2 separate regions of the Homo sapiens genome follow, and region 2 is linked to region 1. A link is a loop called in an ENCODE intact Hi-C map of the cell type or tissue named here. Cell type or tissue: ovary. All regions are shown on one strand. Links, peaks and the distances in the headings refer to the core of each region. The heading gives the core; the rest is flanking DNA.

Region 1 (7,683 bases), core at 328-5,327:
TGGATGTGTGGCTGTCACACCACAGCTGAGTCTCTAGTCATGTGACACACAGAAAATCTTGCCTGACCTAAAGACAGCCTAAGGTTTCTTTTGAAGTATTTTGGACGTATAAAAAAATAAATCACAAAAGTACCTCTTTTACTGCAACTTCAGGGCCTCTGGTCCCAGATGAGAAAATACAGTGCAGACAAAATGTAACATAGACAGAAAATCAGGGTTTCGCATGTGGGTCCCAAATCAAGCCACAGGGCCAATGTTCCACATCACAGCCCCCATCCCACACCTGCCTCTCATGGGGCAGCTCCAAGTAAGCAGCTCCAGAGTAAGAAGCACAGAGTTTTAATTATTAAGACTTACAAATCGCCTGAGTGGCACCTGGGAGAGCAGTTCGTTTAATCATTTATAAACCTTTTAATCCCCCCATTACAAAAAGGATAACTGTTCCTCATAAACTGAGAACAATACAGAAATGCAGGGCATGGAGAGGGGAAGTCCTACATTATCTGGTCCCCACCTGCCGTGGCATTTCCACCTTGAAATGTCATGTGACTGCTAAATGGTGTCATGACTGCATTCAAGAACCCTCCCTTCCCCAGGCAGATAAGGCTCTTAGACATCAAGGACTGTGTTGGAAACGAACCAAAGCAGGGGTTCTTGAACTTGAGAGCACATCTGTATCATCCAGAGGGTTACTTCAAATACATTTCTGACTCAGTAGCTCTGGAGCGGAGCCTAAGGATGTCTAACAGATGCCAAGGCTGCTGTTCTGGGGCCCATACTTTGAGAACCACAGCACTGAAGGGACTGGGACCCCCACTGGCCCAGTAACATCATCTTTAGCAAAGAAAAGCCACAGGAGGGGGAGCAGGACACATGCCAGGGACAGGCGAGCAGGTCACAGGAGGTCCCCAGATCAGCTTGCTTTAACCATTTGAGTTTGCTTACCACGGCAGCAATTTCTGCTCCGGCTCTATGGTTTAAAGCAGCCAGTACGATTGAAGCAATAAAGAAAAGGAAAGCGCTGAGTCCAGTGTTGACCAAATCCTAAAGGGAGAGACAAAATAAACCAAGTGAAAAGAACCATTCCATCTTTGCTCTAAAAGCAACTGGAGAACTTTCAAAATAAGACCCACGATACCCAACCTCCCTGGTGGCTCCATATTTCAGTCTCAATGTCACAGGGTTACTGGTCACACAAAAGAAGGCAAAGTTAACAGTTTATGACACTACTTGATAAATCACCACCACAAAATCTACATTTTCACCAACCCCACTACCCTTTCTGAAGAAATAGTAACCAAAATTGCTAACACTAATTACCATTTAGAGGTCTGGTGCCATCTTTTAAAAACCACACTCAAATCATCTTGCTATGGACAAAGCTCCCCAAGGATCCAAATGTACTAAAACTGGTGAAATCCCTCCAGCATTCCCTGCACTCACATGTGACATTCAAAACAAACTTTCACACAGAGAGCACACTTAGCCAGACTTCACGCTCTTTCTCAAGCAGTCTTTCAAGCCTCTATGTCACTAAAGCCTGGAGAATTTTCTCCTAAGCTTCTTGCACAGCATGCATCCACCGTTTCACAGATTTAGCTCGTCTTATTTGTAGAAGGGAACATAGCAGGGTAATGAAAGGTCACAGCTTGACCAGGGTCCAAACCACCCATATGACTTTGGACAAGCTACTTTGTTTCTGTGCTTTACGTGAGAATGTACCCCCTTCCTCCCAGAGTTGTTGAAGGAATTAAATGGAACCATACAGGTGAAGAGCCCAGCATGGTGCCTGGCCCACAGCTACAGTGGCCTACATATTTACTGTCACTTCTGTTATTACTACTTTGGCATGAGGCACCCAGTAGCCTGGGTCATACCAGAGTACCTCTAAAACCTCTATAGGAAAAAAATTCAGGAAAAAGCCCAAACTGCCTGAGTGCCAGGCTGATTACACTATCCACACCTGATGGATCCTCTGGTCTGGCCTAGCTCCAAGGTCGATTTCCTCTTTTTGAAGATGTAAAGATGGCTGGTGCGGTGGCTCATGCCTGTAATCCCAGCACTTTGGGAGGCTGAGGCGGATGGATCACTTGAGGTCAGGTGTTCGAGAACAGCCTGGTCAACATGGTGAAACCCCATCTCTACTAAAAATACAAAAATTAGCTGGGCATGGTGGCGCATGCCTGTAATCCCAGCTACTTGGGCAGCTGAAGTACGAGAATCACTTGAACCCGGGAGGCAGAGGTTGCAGTGAGCTAAGATCGTGCCACTGCACTCTAGCCTGGGTGACAGAGCGAGACTCTTGTCTCAATAAAATAATAAAATAAGATGTAAAGAGACAATGCTGGCATCATAACAGTGCTGAGTCTTGCAGCAGACACCCAACCTGCTCCTGGCTCATGGAAAGCTCTGCTCAGACGCATCTGCCAGCAGGATGGGTTTCAGCTATGACCTGCGTAAGCCAGGGCAAATTTTTCACAAATTCAAACCAGGAAGCGTTTAGTTACACTCAGCTCTGGGTAAGATGCTGTAGGGGTAAAAAAAGAATATAAAATATACTTCCCAAAGCAAAGACTATTCAGAAACGAGGGGAAAATACAATACACTGTGAGGTCAAACATCAAATAAAACAGTATCAACATTAACAGTGACTACATAAAAACAGAGATGCAGCAAAGGGCTAGAAAACAAACAGGCCGGGCACGGTGGCTCATGCCTGTAATCCCAGCACTTTGGGAGGCCGAGGCGGGCGGATCACCTGAGGTTGGGAGTTCGAGACCAGCCTGACCAACATGGAAAAACCCCGTCTCTACTAAAAATACAAAATTAGCCGGGTGTGGTGGCACATGCCTGTAATCCCAGCTACTCGGGAGGCTGAGGCAGGAGAATCGCTGGAACCCGGGAGGCGGAGGTTGCAGTGAGCCAAGACTGCGCCGCTGCACTCCAGCCTAGGCAACAAGAGCGAAACTCTGTCTCAAAAAAAAAAAAAAAGAAAAAGAAAAAAGAAAACAGTCAAAAATTTTAAAGTTGTAGGAGTATCAGTAGTTTTAAATTTGCTTTAGTAATGATCATTAACAGTAGTGAGTGAAGAATGAGATGATGAATGGGAACAGCAAATACAGGGAAAAAATATGTCAAAAAGCCTATTTTAAAAAGATAAAAAATAATCTTTCAACATGATCTGAGGCTAAGAAACCAGATTAAACCAGGGGAAAAAAACGCCAGCAACTGCTAACAAGAGCATAACATATCTGCCTCCTCAAATCCCACTGAATCATATTTAAATACTGAAGCACTTGCTTAAAAGATGAATCTAAATATAATTGAGCTTCTAGGACTGTGCTGTCCAATAGGGCAAACACTAGCCATATGTGACTGAAGTTAAACTAATTCATATAAGATAAAAAATTTCACTCTTCAATCACACTAGCCACAATTCGAGTGCTCAGTGGCCACATGTGACAAGTGGCTGCCTCAAGGGCACAGCAGATCAGAAAACATTTCAATTGTCAGAGCAGCTGCTATAGCACCACACTGCCCTGAGATCAATGACTAGGTCACAGAGAAAATGGGGAAAGAAGGACATATGAAACACTACCATGAGGGTGCATGCAGCCAACTCAACTGCAAGACCCTCTACAGGATAAATGACCCAGTTTTTCTAACAAGTCAACAGAATAAAAAGAAAAAGGGAGGCCAGGCACAGCAGCTCATGCCTATAATCCCAGCACTTTGGGAGGCCGAGGTGGGCGGATCACCTGAGGTCAGGAGATGGAGACCAGCCTGGCAAATATGGTGAAACCCCGTCTCTACTAAAAATACAAAAATTAGCTGGACCCCGTCTCTACTAAAAAATTAGCTGTGGCCAGGCGTGGTGGCTCACATCTGTAATCCCAGCACTTTGGGAGGCCAAGGTGAGTGGACAGCCTGAGCTCAGGAGCTCAAGACCACCCCTAGGCAATATGGCGAAACCCCATCTCTACTAAAACACAAAAAATTAGCCAGGCACGGTGGCATGCACCATGTAGTCCCAGTTACTCGGCAGGCTGAGGCAAGAGAATCGCTAGAGGCCAGGGGGCGGAGATTGCAATGAGCCAAGATCTCGCCACTGCACTCCAGCCTGGGCGACAGAGTGAGACTCCCTCTCAAAAAAAAAACAAAGTTAGCTGGGCATAGTAGCACATGCCTGTAGTCCCAGCTACTCGGGAGGCTGAGGCAGAAGAACTGCGTGAATCCAGGAGGCAGAGGTTGCTGTGAGCCCAGATTGCGCCACTGCACTCCAGCCTGAGAGACAGAATGAGACTCCGTCTCAAAGAAAAAAAAAAAGAAAAAAAAGGAAAAAAAAGAAAATCATATTGGGGGCCAGGCATGGTGGCTCCTGCCTGTAATCCCAACACTTGGGAGGCTGAGGTGGGTGGATTGTTTGAGCTCAGGAGTTCGAGACCAGCCTGGGCAACACAGCAAAACCCTGTCTCTACAAAAAAATTCAAAAAAATTAGCCAGGCATGGTAGTGCGTTCCTGTAGTCCCAGCTACTTGGAAGGCTGAGGTAGGAAGATTGTTTGAGCCCAGGAGGTCGAGGCTGCAGTGAGCGGAGACTGCGCCTCTGCACTGCAGCCTGGGGGACAGCGTGAGACTCTGTCTCAAAAAAATAAATAAATAAATGATATAAGGCAAAAAGGTCTAAGTATAAGGAAGCAAACAAAGTGCTCAATAGGGGAGTTGTTCAATAAAATGGTATTTCCATAATGGAACACTATGCAGTCATTAAAAATAATCACGTAGTTATATATTTAACATGTAAGGTACAATAATTTAAATGAAAAAGCATGATTTTAATGGTTCCATTTTTCTGCACTCACATATCACAACACACATGCATACGCAAAAGACTGTCTAGAGAGAACAGTTTAGAAGGATTTATACTCAAGTATTTTAAGTGGTTACCCTTCATTGGGTCATATCACGTATTTTTAAACAGCTTTATTGAGATATAATTCACATACCATAACATATACCCAATTAAAGTATATAATTCAATCACAATGTAATTTTAGAACATTTTTAGCACTCCAAAAAAAGCCTCATACGCATTAGCAGTTATTTCTCATTCCTCCCCCAACCCTAAGCAACCACCAATCTGCTTTCTGTCTCTATGGATTTGCCTATTCTGGACATTTTTTTTTTCCTGTGTGTGAAATCTGCCACAAATATTCTGGACATTTCATACAAATAGAATGACATAACATGTGCTTTGTGCCTGGCCTCTTCTGAAGGCGTGGCCTGCCCCTCCACACCAGTGGGATATCTCGTCAGGTGGGACGAGAGACTGAGAAAAGAAGTAAGACACAGAGACAAAGCATAGAGAAACAACAGTGGGCCCAGGAGACCGGCACTCAGCATACCAAGGACCTGCCCCGGCACCGGTCTCTGAGTTCTCTGTTTTTATTGATTATTATTTTCATTATCTCAGCAAGAGGAATGCGGTAGGAGAACAGGATGATAATAGGGAGAAGGTCAGCAAAAAAAACATGTGAGCAAAGGAATCTATGTCATAATTAAGTTCAAGGGGAGGTACTATGTCTGGATGTGCACGTAGGCCAGATTTATGTTTCTCTCTGCCCAAACATCTCAGTGGAGTAAAGAATAACAAGGCAACATTGCTGCCAACATGTCTCGCCTCCCGCCATAGGGCGGTTTTTCTCCTATCTCAGAATTGAACAAATGTACAATCAGGTTTTATACCGAGACATTCCGTTCCCAGGGGCAGGCAGGAGACAGTGGCCTTTCTCTATCTCAACTGCAAGAGGCCTTCCTCTTTTACTAATCCTCCTCAGCACAGACCCTTTACGGGTGTCGGGCTGGGGGACGGTCAGGTCTTTTTCATCCCATGAGGCTGTATTTCAGACTATCTCACGGGGAGAAACCTTGGACAATACCCGGCTTTCCAAGGCAGAGGTCCCTGTGGCTTTTAGCAGTGCGTTGTGCCCCTGGTTTATTGAGACTAGAGAATGGCGATGACTTTTACCAAGCATACTGCTTGTAAACATTTTGTTAACAAGGCACGTCCTGCACAGCCCTAGATGCCTTAAACCTTGATTCCATACAACACATGTTTTTGTGAGCTCAAGGTTGGGGCAAAGTGGCTGGGGCAAAGTTACAAATTAACAGCATCTCAGCAAAGCAATTGTTCAAGGTACAGGTAAAAATGGAATTTCTTATGTCTTCCCTTTCTACATAGACACAGTAACAGTCTGATCTCTCTTTTTTTCCCCTACATCTTCCACTTAGTATAATGGTTCTAAGGTTTATTCATGTTGTAGCATGTATCAGTACTCATTCCTTTTTATTACTGAATAATATTCCATTGTATAGATACACCACGTTATTTATCCTTCATCAGTTGATGGACATTTATTTCTACTTTTTGGTTATTATAGATAATGTAGCTATGAACCTACAAGCTTTTGTGTGAACAAGTTTTCATTTCTCTTGGGTCATCAGATGATTTTTTTTAAATTATCTATTATCTTCTAGTTTTTGGGGTTTTTTTGTTGTTTTGTTTTGTTTTGTTTTACAATAAGCACTTATTACTCACACAACTTGAAAGGCTTAATACTGGAATACTGCAAATCTTAAGTCAGCATCAAGCACTTGAGTTCCTGGGCCATGAAACAAATCAAGGCTGAACTGATCACAAATGAAATATTTGTACACAGAATCAGCTGGGGGCTGTCACTGCAATCCTGGTTGGCCCCCAAACCAATGTGCTAGGTGGCTGGCTCTAGCCTCTGTCCTATCCATCCAGGAGACAAGAACGTTTGCAAGCACTCGACCCATCCTTTGCACTCACTTGTGCTTGAATGGCCCCAGGATCAAAGGGACAATTATAATGTTGATGACAGTAGCAGCTACCATCTATGGAGTCACTGTGCCAATCATATCGCTCCCAGTGAATTCTAACCTAATTATGATCCAAAATGCCCACAAGACAGGACTTGTTATTTTGCTCTACTTTCATGGATGAGGAAACTGGGTCCCAGAAAGAATGAGTGTGCTATAATGAAAAATATTTAATCAAATCCTTGAATCTCTTGAGTGATATGAGCATCTTTTGTTATTCATAATGAGTCCCTTTCAATCATACCCGAGTTTATGCTAACGAAGTGACTTTTGTGGGAAGAGGGTGGTAGACAGTTTCAGGATAGGGGCAGGTCACCAGAAAAACCAGCCAGGTGATTAGAGAGTTGGAATTTTCAGCCCCATCCCCTGGACCTCCAGGGAAGTTAGAGGAGCTGGACATTGAGTTCAATCACCAAATGGCCAATCAGTCATGCCTACCTAGTGAAATCTCCAGAAAAAATACCTGAACGATGGGGTCTGGGGAGCTTCTGAGTGGAGCTCATTCTGACTCCATAAGGACAGAGGCTCCTGCATCTGAGGCCCTCCAGACCTCACCCTATGCATCTCTCCCATGTGGCTGTTCCTGAGTTGTATCGTTTAAAACATATCAGTAATTGTTTAAGTAAAGCCCCTTCCTGAGTCCTGTGAGTCACTGCAGAAAATGACTGAACCTGAGGGGTGGTGGAAACCATCGAATCTGTACTCAGCCAGACAGAAGTGCCTGGGCACCCCTTTTGCAGCTGGTGTCTAAAGTGGGGCCATCTTGTGGGACTGGGCCCTC
Region 2 (7,683 bases), core at 849-5,848, 1.1 Mb after region 1:
TAGAGCTACAGATACTACAGCTACAACTACTTAGCCAAGGCCAGATGCTCATATAACAAAGAACACAGCCACACAGTATGCAAAGAAAACTGCCACACACGTTCTGATTAACAATGAAAAACCAGTTTTCACTCAGATCAATCAAAGGGGGAAAAAAGTAAGATTCCTGACAATTAGTTGAATCCTAAGCATCCTAGATTGAAAGTATTAGAAATCAGTCTACTAGAAAAAAATCAGTGATTCACATTAAACATTGATTAGAAAAGACGTAAGGTCTGAGTGTAACTCCCTGTTTGGGGAAAGCCAGCTGCCTTCTCTGTGTCATAGGCACAAAGAGCAGGAGGCCAAGAAAAAAACACAAGGACTTTTCCTGACCCCATGACGTGTCAGGGAAGCCTGGATCATGTCACTTCTGCTGATTCAAGGGACCAATGGACTTAAGACCATTTTCTGGAACCCATCAGTTCACGGCAGAAGCTCTGTCTCCCCAGTTGCAGCCAGTCCAGGTCTAGGTATGAGCTGCTGGGCAGAAAATAGCTGAAATTAGCCAGGTGTGGTAGCACATGCCTATAAATTAGCCAGGTGTGGTAGCACATGCCTATAATCCCAGCCACTTGAGGGGCTGAGGTGGGAGGAGAACTTGAGCCCAGAAGGTTGAGCCAACCAGAAGGTTGAGAAGGTGGTGCCAAGATCGCGCCACTACACTCCAGCCTGGGTGAAAAGCGAGACCCTGTCTCAAAAGAAAAATAATAGATGATAAAAATAAGGCTGGGTGCAGTGGCTCACGCCTGTTATCCCAACACTTAGGGAGGCCAAGGCAGGCTGATGGCTTGAGCCCAGGAGTTCAAGACCAGCCTGGGCAATGGCAGAACTCTGTCTCTACAGAAATTACAAAAAATTAGCTGGACATGGTGATGAGCTCCTGTGGTCCCAGCTACTAGGAAGGCTGAGGATCACCTGAGTCTGGGAGGTCGAGGCTGCAGTAAACTGTGACTGAGCCACTGCACTCCAGCCTGGGTTACAGAGTGAGACCCTGTCTCAAATATATATATAAATAAAAAATAAAGAAAAGAAATTGCTTCAATCACATTCCACGTGGGAGGTCACTTAAAAACTTTGATCTTTTTTATTTATTTTATTTTTTTTTTTGAGACGGAATCTCACCCTGTTGCTCAGGCTGGAGTGCAGTGGCGCAATCTCAGCTCACTGCAACCTCCACCTCCCGGGTTCAAGCGATTCTCCTGCCTCTGCCTCCCAAGTAGCTGAGACTACAGGTGTGTGCCACCACACCCGACTAATTTTTTATTTTTAGTAGAGACAGGGTTTCACCATGTTGGCCAGGCTGGTCTCGAACTCCTGACCTCAGGTGATCCATCCACCTCGGCCTCCCAAAGTGGGATTACAGGCGTGAGCCGCTGTGCCCGGCCAAAAACTTTGATCTTTAACACGATGAAGTAACAAAGGAGCCAAGGTTGGCAGCAGTCTTCCTCCCAGTACATGCCTGAGTCTGCTCAGCAAGGCCAATGGGAGCAAGGGCTACTGACGCGTATCCCTACCTGGAGCAAACTCAGGTCAGTTGACTTTGATGGCAAACAGTTCAAATTCCATTAATGACAATCACTTGTCAATTAATTTTTGGAATGGAAATGCACACCATCCTGGCCCAAGGGCTACCTTTCAGGATCCTCCAACCAGTAGCATGGCTTGAGGTAGGCAGCTAGCAAACAAAGTCCTCCCCAGCCTCTCTGCTACCACCATGACTCTCAACCCCAATTGGATCAGGAGAGCAGAACAAATGTTCTCTTAAACAGTGACTCACCAGGAAGTCTGTTCATGTTGACGCCTTGAGCCGAGAGTCCTATTCCCATGTAACTTCAAAAAAAAAAAAAAAAAAAACACAAAATTTTTGGTTAGCAAATGCTCATGCGTCTCCCTTCTCAAACATTTATTGGTAAAAGACAGAAAAATGAGAAAAGCAATGAATGTAGAGGCTCTTATAACATACTAATGGTTCTTGGAGAAACCTGACATTTTGATTTGCTAATGGAAAGCATCTTAGTGCCTCACCCAGCTAGAGAAAACAGAAAGTTGCGTGTGTTGTGTCACTATGAACCACCGGCTTCAATTTCAGAGGAAAGTGTCATGAATTCATGGCTTCCAGTCCTTTGGCATTCTGGCTGTAGCTAAGGCACAGAATCTATTCCTAAGATGTGCCTAAAGCATCTCAATCCTAGGTAGTGCTTTACAGAGCAATGCACGATTGTTCCACAGGGAGAACCCAGTCTGCACCAAAGACCAGGACATGGTAAAGCCAAGTTGGATCTACATAGGATCATCAATCAAGACTGCTCAAACGAGCTTGTTCTCTGGGTCTCAAAATTCATTACCTTCCCCGCATACATTCACATTGGCCTCCCAAACCACACAAAGCTGGGAGTAATGATGTGTGAGGCCCCCAGAGACCCCCTCACTCCTCCCACTCTTTGAAGAGTGGGGCTTATTCTCTTTGAACCCTGACTTAGTTGTGATCTCATTGGAGTATGCAACCTGGGCTCCTGTGGGGCTGCTCCCTGTGTCATTGACACCTGGAGGTAGAATGGCACCCAAATGTGGGTGTCAGCTTCCTCTGGCTGCTCTCCCCTTAGACAATCCACTCAGATTCTCAAGTTGAGGCAGAGGCTCCCAGGCCATCTACTAATAAATACCATCTTACCTTTGCACTTGGGACTTTTTAAGTTAATGCTGGAATGAGTTAAGACTCTGGGGGACTAGTGGGAAGGGATGATTGTATTCTGCAATGTGAGAAAGACATGAAATTTGGGGGGCCAGGGTAGAATGATATGGTTTCGATGTTTGTCCTCTCCAAATCTCATGTAGACATGTAATACCCAATGCTGGAGGTGGGGCCTGGTGGCAGGTGTTAAGATCATGGGGATAGATCCTTCATGAATGTCTTGGGGCAGTCCTCACAGTAATGAACGAGTTCTTGCTCTATGTTCCTGCGAGATCTGGTTGTTTAAAAGAGTATAGCACCTCCCCCCAACTTGTTCCCGTTGTTGCCATGTGACATGCTGGCTCCTAGTCAACATCCACTATGACTGTAAGCTTCTCCAGGCCTTTGCCGGCACCATGCTTCCTGTAAAGCCTGTAGAATTGTGAGCCAATTAAACCTCTTTTCTTTATAAACCTTCTTTTCTTTACCCTGTCTCAGGTATTTCTTTATAGTAATATAAAAAAGGCTAATACACTGCCCCTGCCAGTCCTTTATTGGCAGTAAATGCCCTTTTGCCTTTCTCTGGGTTGCTGCACCACTATATTTGGGGGAGCAGCCTCTACTACCAAAATAAAGGGTCAGGCAGGGAGGGAAGGCTCTGACCTACTCACCTGCCTCTGAAATCAGCTATCCCAATCATGCTGGGCAGGAACAAGGAAAGGAAACAACCCAGCATATGGCCCTGATAACGTGGCCCACATGGCTTAGGGAAAAAGGTAGAGAAGGGAAAGGAGCAAAGCAAAAGGAACAGCACTTCAAAGAGGGAGTTTCATAGTTCGAAGGGAACTTGTCTTCTGCTTTGTTTTAAGCAGCATTTGAGACAGAGTTGGATCCTTAAAGGTCAAAGACATGAACCAATATAGCCTGTAGCTGGACAGGACTGCTCAGTCATTCCCAGAAACACACAAACTGCCTGCCTCCTCCTGCCAGAGGGGCTAGCTTCAAGGACCATCAGGAGCAGAAGCTGTCTTAGCCTGCTGGCAGAATTCCCATTAGATTAAAACTTGCACATTTTTCCAGAAAAACTGCAGCCCAAATAATCAGCTTCCTGACTTTACATGGCAGAGGCTGCCAAAAGTCAGTCTCCATTCCTTCAGTACCTCAGCTGACCAAGCAGCAAACGACCCCAGCTGCCCTGCAGTCAGCAGTCCAACAGGCACAAGTGCAACAGTCAGGGCTTTCCCTGATTTAGACAACAGCCACTCACCATGCCCTGTTCAGAGGGGCCTGGGGCTATGCCCAACACCACATGTCATCCCATCCCCAGCACATAGGCTTCCTGACACTAGGTAAGGGTTTATGTTTGGAGCACATGTGCAAACGGGGAGGTCAAAGGTCACTCAAGAAGAGTTATGCTTGGTCGCTGCAACAGGGCTCTGGTTCCACAACATTCTATGGGAATGGGGAATCACTAAAGCACCTGTGCTCAAAACACAACTTGCTTAGGCCTCCCCACAGGAGACGCCTCTCCCTTCTCCAGCAGCTAGCCCTCAACACCTTCCTACAGACTCTGCTCCACAGGTAAGATGGTGTTTATTAGTGGATGGCTCGGGAGCCTCTGTACAAACCCCTGCCTCGACTTGAGAATCTGAGTGGACTGTCTAAGGGGAGAGCAGCCAGAGGAAGCTGACACCCACATTTGGGCACCATTCCACCTCTAGGTGTCAATGACACAGGGAGCAGCCCCACAGGAGCCCAGGTTGCATATTCCAATGAGGTCACAGCTGAGTCAGGGTTCAAGGCGAATAAGCCCCCACTCTTCAAATACTGGGTGACATTAAGTCTTTTCCAAAAGCATGGTGTTTTAAAGCTACCAAAAGATGCACTCTTCTATCTTCCAGAAACTCTTCATAAACTTAAAGACTATCATCCAACCAATCTGAGAGAAACAAAGCAGACCCTGTGAATACACTAAAAAACACGAATTGTACACTTTAAATGGTGACTTGTATAGCATGTTAAATTACATGTCAATAACACTCAAGAAAGTAGGAATAAAAGGAAACTACCTTAACACAACAAAGGTCATATATGAAAAACCTGGCTGGGCACAGTGGCTCACACCTGTAATCCCAGCATCTTGGGAGGCTGAGGCGGGTGGATCACTTGAGGTCAGGAGTTCGAGACCAGCCTGGCCAACATGGTGAAACACCGTCTCTACTAAAAATACAAAAATTAGCAGGGTGTGGTGGCACACGCCTGTAATCCCAGCTACCAGGGAGCTGAAGCAGGAGAATCGCTTGAACCCTAGAGGCCGAGGTTGCAGTGAGCCAAGATCAGGCCACTGCATTCCAGTCTGGGTGACAAAGAGAGACTCCGCTTCGAAAAATAAATTTAAAAAAACCCCACAGCTAACATCATACTCAATGGTGGAAGACTGAAAGCCTTTCATCTAAGATGCCTGCTTTCACCACTTCTATTCAAGACAGTATTGGGAGTTCTAGATGATGCAATCAGACAAGAAAAAGGAATGAAAGGCATCCAAATTGGAAAGGAAAACTATCTCTGTTCACAGATGACATGTTCCCATACGTAGAAAACCTTGCCAGGTGTGGTGGCTCATGCCTGTAATCCCAGAACTTTGGGAGGCTGAAGCAGGAAGATCGCTTGAGCCCAAGAGTTCGAGACCAGCCTAGGCAACACGGCAATATCCTGTCTCTACAAAAAATTAGGTGGGCATGGTGAAGTGCACCTGTAATTCCAGCTGCTTAGAAGACTGAGGTGGGAAGATCACCTGAGCCCAGGAGATCAAGACTGCAGTAAGCAAGATTGTGCCACTGGGTGACAGAGTGAGACTCCGTCTAAAAAAAAAAAAAAAAAAAAAAACTGGAAAGAAAAGAAAGGGAAACTCTAAAGATTGCACAAAACAAAAAACTTGCCGGGCGCGGTGGCTCACACCTGTAATCCCAGCTCTTTGGGAGGCCCAGGCGAGCGGATCACAAGGTCAGGAGATCAAGACCATCCTGGCCAACACGGTGAAACCCCGTCTCTACTAAAAATACAAAAAATTAGCCAGGCATGGTGGTGGGTGCCTGTAGTCCCAGCTACTCAGGAGGCTGAGGCAGGAGAATGGCATGAACCTGGGAGGCGGAGCTTGCAGTGAGCCGAGATCACACCACTGCACTCCAGCCTGAGAGACAGAGCAAGACTCCATCTCAAAAAAAAAAAAATTAGAATTGGCCAGATGCAGGGCTGGGTGTGGTAGCTCACACCTGTAATCCCAGCACTTTGGGAGGCTGAGGTCGGCGGATCACCTGAGGTCAGGAGGTTCAAGACCAGCCTGACCAACATGGTAAAAACCAATCTCTAATAAAATACAAAAAAATTAGCCGGGTGTGGTGGAACATGGCTGTAAACCCAGCTACTTGGGAGGGTGAGGCAGGAGAATCGCTTAAACCTGGGAGACAGAGGTTGCTTTGAGCTGAGATCAGGCCACTGCACTCCAGCCCGGACAACAGACACGGACTCCATCTCAAAAAAAAAAAAAAAAAAAAAAAAAGAATTGGCCAGGTGTGGTGGCTCATGCCTGTAATCCCAGCACTTTGGGAGCTAAGACAGGCAGATCACCTGAGGTCAGGAGTTCAAGATCAGCCTGGCCAACATGGTGAAACCCTGTCTCTGTTAAAAATACAAAAATTAGCCGGGCGTGGTGGTGGGCACCTGTAATCCCAGCTACTTGGGAGGCCAAGGCAGGAGAATCACATGAACCTGGGGGCAGAAGTGGCAATAAGCTGAGATCGAGCCACTGCACTCCAGCCTGGGTGACAGAGCAAGACTTTGTCTCAAAAAAAAAAAGAAAAAGAAAAAGAAAAAAAAAAAGAACTAATAAGTTACTCTATTTCTCACTTTTCAGTTGTATTGCTACACACTTATAATGAACAATCAAAAAAAAATTGAGAAAACAATTCCATTTCCAATAGCATCAAAAGAATAAAATACTTAAGCTGGGCACGGTGGCTCACGCCTGTAATCCTAGCACTTTAGGAGGCTGAGGCAGGTGGATCACGAGGTCAGGAGTTCAAGACCAGCCTGACCAACATGGTGAAAACCCATCTCTACTAAAAATACAAAAATTAGCCGGGCGTGGTGGTGCATGCCTGTAATCCCAGCTATTCGGGAGGCTGAGGCAGGAGAATTGCAGGAACCCGGGAGGTGGAAGTTGCAGTGAGCCAATACCGCAGCATTGCACTCTAGCCTGGGGTACAAGAGCGAAACTCCGTCCCCCACCCAAAAAAAAGAAAAAAAATACTTAAAAGTAAATAAAGTAGGCTGGGCGCGGTGGCTCACGCCTATAATCCCAGCACTTTGGGAGGCTGAGGCGGGCAGATCACAAGGTCAGGAGATTGAGACCATCCTGACTAACATGGTAAAACCCCGTCTCTACTAAAAATACAAAAATTTAGCCGGGCATGGTGGCGGGGGCCTGTAGTCCCAGCTACGGGGGAGGCTGAGGCAGGAGAATGGCGTGAACCCAGGAGGCTGAGCTTGCAGTGAGCCGAGATCGCGCCACTGCACTCCAGCCTGGGCGACAAAGCGAGACTCCATCTCAAAACAAAACGAAAAAAAAAGTAAAAAAACTTAACCAAGGAGGCTAAAGACACTAAAAACTATAAAATGTTGATGAAGGAAATTACAGACACAAATAAATGGAAAGACATCCTCTGTTCACTGATTAGAAGACTCACTATTGTTAAGATGTCAATACTACCCAAAGTGATATACAGATTCAAGGCCATCCCTATCAAAATCCCAATGATGTTTTCCACAGAAATAGAAAAATCCATATGGAATCTCAAGGGACAGAAACAGTCAAAACAATCTTAAAAAGAACAAAGTTGGAGGGCTTACACTTTCTGATTTCAAAACTTACTACAAAGCTACAATAATAAATCAGTTTAAGACTCGCATAA

The links. A loop is a pair of places that touch in the nucleus more often than their neighbours do. Peaks named below come from ENCODE experiments on the same cell type or tissue, not always from the same donor. Only the 100,000 strongest peaks of a DNase experiment are listed, where the experiment ranks them.
Region 2: it touches region 1 in a loop (10-fold over the local background); 1 of 110 quality-filtered maps calls a loop at or near these places.

The regions. Positions count from the first base shown.
Region 1 is chr16:66,622,459-66,630,141 of GRCh38, forward strand. CMTM4 (CKLF like MARVEL transmembrane domain containing 4) reads right to left here. Exons shown (of 4, transcript NM_181521.3): 3 at 946-1,044. Among named protein-coding and RNA genes, the nearest start is that of CMTM3, 22 kb to the left of the region's middle. In ovary, for the core only: no CTCF peak of the experiment used is centred there; no DNase peak of the experiment used is centred there.
Region 2 is chr16:67,770,215-67,777,897 of GRCh38, forward strand. It overlaps RANBP10 (RAN binding protein 10), which reads right to left. Exons shown (of 14, transcript NM_020850.3): 3 at 1,820-1,872. Among named protein-coding and RNA genes, the nearest start is that of RANBP10, 33 kb to the right of the region's middle. In ovary, for the core only: no CTCF peak of the experiment used is centred there; DNase peaks (open chromatin) are centred at 3,081 and 3,878; H3K27ac peaks cover 1,437 bases.